Linked DNA regions of Homo sapiens: region 2 is linked to region 1. Evidence: chromatin contacts called from ENCODE Hi-C data. All regions are on one chromosome and are shown on one strand. Each heading gives the region's core, a stretch centred on a gene start or an enhancer-like site at or near the end of the contact. The rest is flanking DNA. Distances are from core to core; before and after follow the strand shown.

The links. Hi-C counts contacts between places; a loop is a spot of excess contacts on that map. Pooled maps may share reads with other maps.
Region 2: a loop to region 1 is called in a map with no recorded cell type, with 5 times the contacts of the local background. The contact joins the promoter of ALOX5 here to the promoter of HNRNPF in region 1. A Hi-C loop is called at or near these places in 4 of 37 single-sample maps with no recorded cell type and 3 of 50 pooled maps.

What each region holds. Positions count from the first base shown.
Region 1 is chr10:43,407,366-43,410,968 of GRCh38, reverse strand. HNRNPF (heterogeneous nuclear ribonucleoprotein F) reads left to right here and starts at 1,783. Exons shown (of 4, transcript NM_001098204.2): 1 at 1,783-1,838. RefSeq lists silencers at 1,364-1,593, 2,044-2,163, 3,444-3,603 and enhancers at 1,884-1,943, 2,674-3,013, 2,453-3,056, 3,024-3,073, 3,214-3,273.
Region 2 is chr10:45,372,193-45,375,781 of GRCh38, reverse strand. ALOX5 (arachidonate 5-lipoxygenase) reads right to left here and starts at 1,566. Exons shown (of 14, transcript NM_000698.5): 1 at 1,353-1,566. The coding sequence starts at 1,502. RefSeq lists enhancers at 579-1,187, 1,188-1,798.

The sequences.
Region 1 (3,603 bases), core at 534-3,033:
ATTACAGGCGCGAGCCACCGCGCCCGGCCGGCCACAACTTCTTAAGAATACCTACCTATCTGATTTTCGCCCCTTTCCTATGATGCTGAATACCTATCTGATTTTTGCAGGAACTATTTTCTGTAATTTTGCCTCAAATTATGCAGTTTTCTCTTTGGACATTTTTACCTATTCTGACAGCTCCTGCTTTACTCTTTCCATTCTCTTTCTTGGAACTAGCTTTTTCTTTTAACAAACTCCTTCCTTCATCACAATCATCCCACTCATCATCTGACACTATTTTGAGCACTCCTTTACTTTCTCTGGTGATTTAAAAAATAACGTTCAGCCAGATGCGTGGCTCAATCCAGTAATCCCAACACTCTGGGAGGCGTAGGTGGGCGGATGGCTTGAGTCCAGGAGTTCCCGACCAGCCCGGGCAACACAGCGAAACCTCGCCTCTACAAAAAATACAAAATTTAGCCGAGAGTGGTGGTGCTACTCAGGAGGTTGAGGCAGGAGGATCGCTTGAGCCCAGGAGGTCGAGGCTGCAGTGAGCCGTGATTGTACCACTGCACTCCCGCCTGAATGACAGGGCGATACTCAGTCTGGAAATAATAACAATAGTAACAATGTTCAGCTTAACCTGTGATGAGTGCCTTGACATCATCTCTTCATGAAGAAGATCCACCAAAATAAAATGGTTACAATTATTAGCCCTACAATACATCAAAAAAAAAAAGAAAAGAAAGAAAATCTGTCCCTGGCTTAGCCATTAGCCACCAAATCTGTGTGTTCAGGTGCTCTGTGACTGAAAATCTTGCCCTCGACCTGGGTCTGAGTTACATTCTGAGGTTTGGGGGCTTCTCACACCACGGAATTTATCACCTGAGCAACTTCAACCTGACAAATCCCTCCTAACGCCCTGCTCTGAGACCCCTTTAGGCGGTCTCCGGAGTACTCAGTGTACCTTTTTTTTTTTTTTTTCTTTGAGACGTAGTCTCGCTCTGTCGCTAGGCTGGAGTGCAGTGGCGCGATCTCGGCTCACGCAAGCTCCGCCTCCCGGGTTCAAGCGATTCCCCTGCCTCAGCCACCCGAGTGGCTGGGACTACAAGCGCGCGCCACCACGCCTGGCTAATTTTTTTGTATTTTAGTAGGGGTTTCACTATGTTGGCCAGGATGGTCTCGATTTCCCGACCGCCTGATCCGTCCGCCTCGGCCTCCCAAAGTGGTGGGATTACAGGCGTGAGCCACCGCGCCCGGCCTTCAGTGTACTACTTTCCTTATTTTATTTTTTGAGACAGCGCCTCGCTCTGTCGCCCAGGCTGGACGCAATGGAGCAGTCACGGATCACTGCAGCCTCGACCTCCCGGGCTCAAGCGATTCTCCCGCCTTAGCCTCCCAAATTACTGGGACCACAGGCTTGCGCCACCACGCCCTGCCATCGGCTCTCATTTCCTTTTCCCATCCTAGTCTTCCATCAGGCGTCCTTTCGGCGCACATTTCAGTGTCCTGCGGGGCTCACCAGTGTCCTTCCTCCAGGGCCTCAGGGGCAGTCAGAGGGATCTTTCCCGCCGCTCCACTCCCTCCTCCTCCTCCCCCTCCCCCTATCCCCTCCCCTCCCCTCCCTTCTCCTCTCCAGAAACGTCCTCGCTTGTCCGCCTCCACCGCCTCCCCCGCCAGCCGTGTCGGCTCTGCTCCGCGCCCAGCCGGCCAACCGGCGGCTCAGCTCTGGCGCGTCACAATGCGCCGTCGCGGCCCCGCCCCCGGACGCCGGACGCAGAAACTCCGCCCTGCCGCGGTCCTTGCGTCCTTCCGGCTCCGTCGTGGAAGCAGGACTGCGCCGCGTCTTCCTCAAGGTGGGGTTCGGGGGGCCACCGAATCGCTGTCACGCCGGCAGGTAGCAGGGGGTGGGGACGCGGGCTCCTTGGGCTTCTGTTTCCTGGTGTCCAGGGCAAAGGGCTGAGCCGGGCAGTAGGGCCTAGTCGGGGCCTGGCTCGCCGGGAGCAGGAGGGCTTCCGGCAAAGCCGCGTGCGCTCGACGGGCAGGCGCTGAGGATTGGGGCCGGCAGCGCGCCTGACCCCGCCCCTCGTAGGCTCCGCCCCGTGCTCGCAGGCGGGGGTTTCCATGGTGATGGTCAACAAGCCTCAACTGCCTCTGCTACAACTGCCAAGTTCCCCGCGTCCCACCCTCCTCTAGGTGCTCCAAGGGACCACCGGGGTGCCTGATATGAGAGCGGGAGTGTAGAGACTCGGAGGCCGAGGTGAGGGGCGGCCGAAGTCTCCGAGGTCGAAGGCCGCACACCCGGGACCTAGCGGGGACCGGGTCCCCCTGGGGGTGGGGACGGGGGGTGGGATTTGAGATTAGGGAGACTATCCGAAGTCCAGGGCCCCGTACCCGGACTACCTGGGGACTGGGCCTATTGGGGTGGGGATCGTTGGGCTGGGGCTGGGATTTGGGATCAGGGAAGAGCGATCTGAGTTTAAGCGCCGCAAACCTGGGACCGAGCGAGGACTGCACATAATGAGGGGCCGTGGCGCTGAGATTTGGGTGACGGGATTCGAGGTCGAGGGGCCCGTACGTGGGACCGGCAAGAACTGGACCCACTGGGATCGGGAGACGCAGCGTCGGAGGTCGAGAGCCGCACGCCCAGACAGTGGTCCCACGCGGTGAGCACCGCGGGCTGAGATTTTGGAGTCAGGAAAGCGCGGGGAAGGCACGGACGGCCGGGTGCGTTAGTCCGGCCCCCTGGCGGGGAGCTGGCGACTGCCGGAGGGCTCTGAAAGTGAGAACAGGCCTGGCGCAGTGGGAGGCCCAGCCGGGAGGATCTCTTGAGCCCAGGAGTTCCCGACAAGCCTGGGCAACATAGACTGTCTCTACTGAAAAGTAAAGAAAAAAAAATTAGCCACGTGTGGTGGCGCGCGCCTGTTGTCCCAGCTACTCGGGAGGCTGAGGCGGGAGGGTCGCTTGCTCTGAGGTCGAGGCTGCAGTGACAGTGATTGTGCCACTGCATTCCAGCCGGGCGACGGAAATGAGACCTTGTCTCAAAAGAAGTAATAATAGTAATAATACCTGAGTAAAATGAAAGCCGCGCGCTCACGTGGCTGCAGGCGCCTGAGAGTTGCACAAGACTTCCTTGTGGGGAGTTGGCTCCGCCCTCCTCCCACGCCCGGTTCCCGTAGCCTTAGCTCTCGGCCCCGGGCCCTTTTTCCTCCTCGGCTGCGCCGCGTGTCCTCGGAGCGCGGTCCCTGTATTGGTCTCCTGCTCCTAGAGGTATCGTGTTTGTATTTGGGGTGAAAATCTGACTCGTGCGCGCTCTTCAGCTTAGTCGTCCTTTTTTTTTTCCTTTTGTTTGTTTGTATTAAGTATTTTCGTCGATTCCGCCCTGCTCGTAGGAAACTTGTGGACGGGGCCCGGCTCCTGCTGCGCCGGCTGCCCGGCTCCCCCAACCGCAGAGTCGTGGACCAGGGTTTTGAGGAGCAAGGCACCCGACTCGCCCTCCCCCCAAGGCCGCCCCGGGCGCGGGAACCCCTCCCCCTAGGCGCCTGGGACCCCCGCTCGGCTCCGCGTGTGTCCCGGCGGAGGGTGGAAGGAGAGCCGAGCTCGGCCATTGCCCGCGGGCGG
Region 2 (3,589 bases), core at 317-2,816, 2.0 Mb before region 1:
CTTGAAGGGAGCTCAAGCCAGGATGCTAGTGAACTTGGCTGAGGGCCATGTCGTGCTACAGCGAGGGTATGGGCTCCTGGATAGGAATCGAGCCCATGGAGAGCTTGGAATCCAGAAAAAGAGTAGTTTTTACTTACTTTAGGCTCTGCACACCTAAAACACAAATTTTATCCAAGAGTAATCAGTTGAAACATGAACTTGCCGGTTGTATTTGTCCATTATGAGCAATTTCACAAGGTTTGATCAAATAATAAACTAAATGGTGAGAAGGCAGCTTGGTAAAGTCTAAATCTTTTTGGTCCAGTTAGGAGCTGGGGTGGGGTGGAAGGGAACTGATATTCCCTGCGCACCTGCAGTATGTCTGGGACTATTACCAGTCATTTACGGAGCGCTTCCTCTGTGCCAGGTACTGGATTAGGCACTTCATTAAAGGCTCAGTGAGAACTGCGACCTGCCCATGCTCATGGAAAAGAGTCGTGGGGCTGGAATTCAGGTCCAGATCAGCATTAGGAACTAGCTTCCAAATGCTGAGGGCTCCCTCGCGTCCTCACACCTAGCGTGGAAGTGTTCCCTGGTGTACATTCTGCTGGGAGGGAGTGCAGCCCCTCCATTTAGGAAAAGCCTCTCCTGGCCTGGGTTCTGTTCCTTCCCTTTAATTTCCTCTGGGGACTGTCCTGAGAATGTAAGCTGCCCAGGTGCCGTCTGAGCCACCAGATGGGCCTGGGCTCACCCATGACTCATGGACCAGACTGAAGCCAACCCTCCATTTTCAGCTGGGGAAACTGAGGCCCAGACAGACGGTAGAGTGAGCTGGTGGTCATGTCTGGACAGAACTCAGGCCTCTGGACCCGCTGACGTGCACCCTTCCCCACGGCTCACAGCTGGCTGCTCCGAGGTGCCCTCAGAGTTCTGTGAGCATGACTCATCTGCCTCTCCCTCCCTGTGCGACCTGCAGAAGGAGCCTAAGGAAGAGGTGGCACAAGAAACGCGGCCCAGTGAAGGGGGCTCCGGAGCCTCGGAGCCCAGATCTTGAAGTGGAGGGGAAACCTTGGGCCTTCTCCTCCCAGGGAAGACGCCTTGCAGGCGGCACGCGGGAAGTCTCCGTTTCCGACAGGGGTCGCGGCCGCCGCGAGGGGTCCTGGACGCTTGCCCACCAGGGTACCCACCGGCCACTGGGAGCCCAGGGCACGCCCCACCGCAGTTCTGCCCTCCCTGACAGGGTCCTGGACACCCCCAGTCCTGTCCGGGCCGCCCCGACGGGCCCTCGGCGCCCCCGCCCAGGCCTCTGCCGTCCAAACCGGGTCCCGGACGCACCTCAGCCCGCGCTCCACCCGTGCCCCGCCCGCGCTCACCGCGCCACGCTCGAAGTCGTTGTAGAAGGGCTTGTCCAGCAGGTGCTTCTCGCTGCAGCCCGCCGAGCCCACGAGGCTGAGGTAGATGTAGTCGTCAGTGCCGGCGAACCACTGGCTGCCAGTGGCCACGGTGACCGTGTAGGAGGGCATGGCGCGGGCCGCGGGAGCAGCGAGCGCCGGGAGCCTCGGCGCGGCGGTCCAGGTGTCCGCATCTAGCGCCGCAGCCTCCTCCCACCACTGGTCCCTGGCCCCGGTCCCGGCCCCGCCCCGGTCTGGCTCCAGGCTCCCGGCTGCCCCCGCCCCCGCCCCCGCCCCCGCCCCCGCCCCCGCAGTACTTCTCTCCCACTCTTCACGCGGCGCCGACTGGGCGGGACCTCGCCTCGGGCGGGGCAGGGGCCTCGCTCCTGGGTCTCTCCTCAGCGAGGTGTCTGTTCCTGCAGCCAGGGGACTGGGGCAACCTCGGCTGCCACCCCTCATCCATTCGTTCACTCGTTCTCTCCTGAATTGCTTCCACCCTTTGCCCTGCCTGCCTGCCTCGGCTTCGCCCAAGGCCAGGCTCCTGTAGGCCCTGGGGTGGAGCTGCGGGGACTCCCTACAAATCTAGGCACAGCCTCTGCTCTCCCCAAGTTCTCAGTGCCACTTGCGGTACTTGGAGCAGGGGTGCTCCGGGAGTCTGCAGAGGAAGAGCGACCCATGAGAGAATCAGAAGGGCTTCCTGGAGGAGGCCACCCCAGCGCTGATACTGAGGATGGATTCTGGAGCACAGAGGCTCCTTCAGCGCGGGCTTCTTCACTGGCTGGACCTGCGGCTCCTGGCGGGGGCAGGCGGGCGCCGAGACCGCGCCCAGGCCCAGAGATGGCCAGTGGTCGCGGGAGGCAGGCGGGACGGCACATCTGGACATGCGGGGCTGTCTAGGGGAGGCCAGGGGTCACGGGTCGGCTCTCTGAATCGCGGCGGGCAAATGCCTGGAAGGGTGTGGAGAAGGTTTCGCGCGCTCCTGGGCGGCTTCCCGCGGCTGGGGCCTGACCCCCAGGTTCCCGCCCACTCCTGGCGCCCGCCTCTCCCAGCCCCGCCGGCAGCGCAGGGTCTGACGGGCACACAGTCGCGTGTATTGATCTCGGCTAAGTTTAAACACTAGCTCACCGTGCGTGGGGCGGCGGGGATGTGAAGTCCCCAAAGGCGGCTGCCTACATTCTCACCAACGCTTCATGTCTGTGAAGCAGCAGAGTCCCTGTAGCATCTCCTCATACTGTCTTGGGTTTGTGCACCTGGCAAATGGCTTTGAACATCTTTTCACATGCTTGTTGGATATCTGTATATTTTTGGAGAGATGTATATTCAGATGCTTGACTCTTTGGAAAACTGGGCTATTTATCTTTTTTATCATTGAATTGCATTATTTATATATCCTGGATAGAAGTCTCTAATCGGATACATGACTTACAGACATTTTTATTGCTTCTGCGGGTTGTGTTTTCACTTTCTTGATGATGTTTGAAGCACAAAAGTATTTAACTTTAAGTCCAATTTCTTTTGTCGCTTGTGATTTTGGGGTCCTATCTGAGAAACCACTGCCTACAATAACATCTTAAAGATTTACTCCTAGGTTTTCCTCTAGGATTATTATAGTTTTAGCTTTTCATTTACATCCGTGACCCATTTTGAGTTAGTTTTTATGCATGGAGCGATAGAAGAATTCAAATTCATTGTGTTGCATGTGCATGTCCGGTTGTCCATGCATCATTTGTTGAATTCATTATTCTTTTCCCATTGCGTTGTCTTGACACCTTATTAAAAAGTAATTCATTATAAACATAACGGTTTATTTCTGGACATTGATTCTAGTCCACTGATCTGTAATGTACATGCTATACAGTGCCACACTGCTTGATTACCGCAGTGCTATAGTAAGTTTTGAAATTGGAAAATGTTAATCCACCAACGCTGTTCTTTATTTTTCAATATTGTTTTGGTTATTCTGGATCCTTTGAGATTCCATATAAATTATAGAATCAGCTTGTCAATTTCAGCCAAAAAGCAAGCTAGGATTTTGATAGGGGTTGAGTTGAAGCTGTAGATCAATTTGGGGAATATTGTCACTTTAACAATATTAAGTCTTCTGATCCATAGAATATGTTTCAGCTTATTTAAATCTTTTCTTTTCTTTTCGACTCTTTGGAGTCTCCCTCTGTTGCCCAGGCTAAAGTGCAGTGGTACAATCTCGGCACACTGCAACC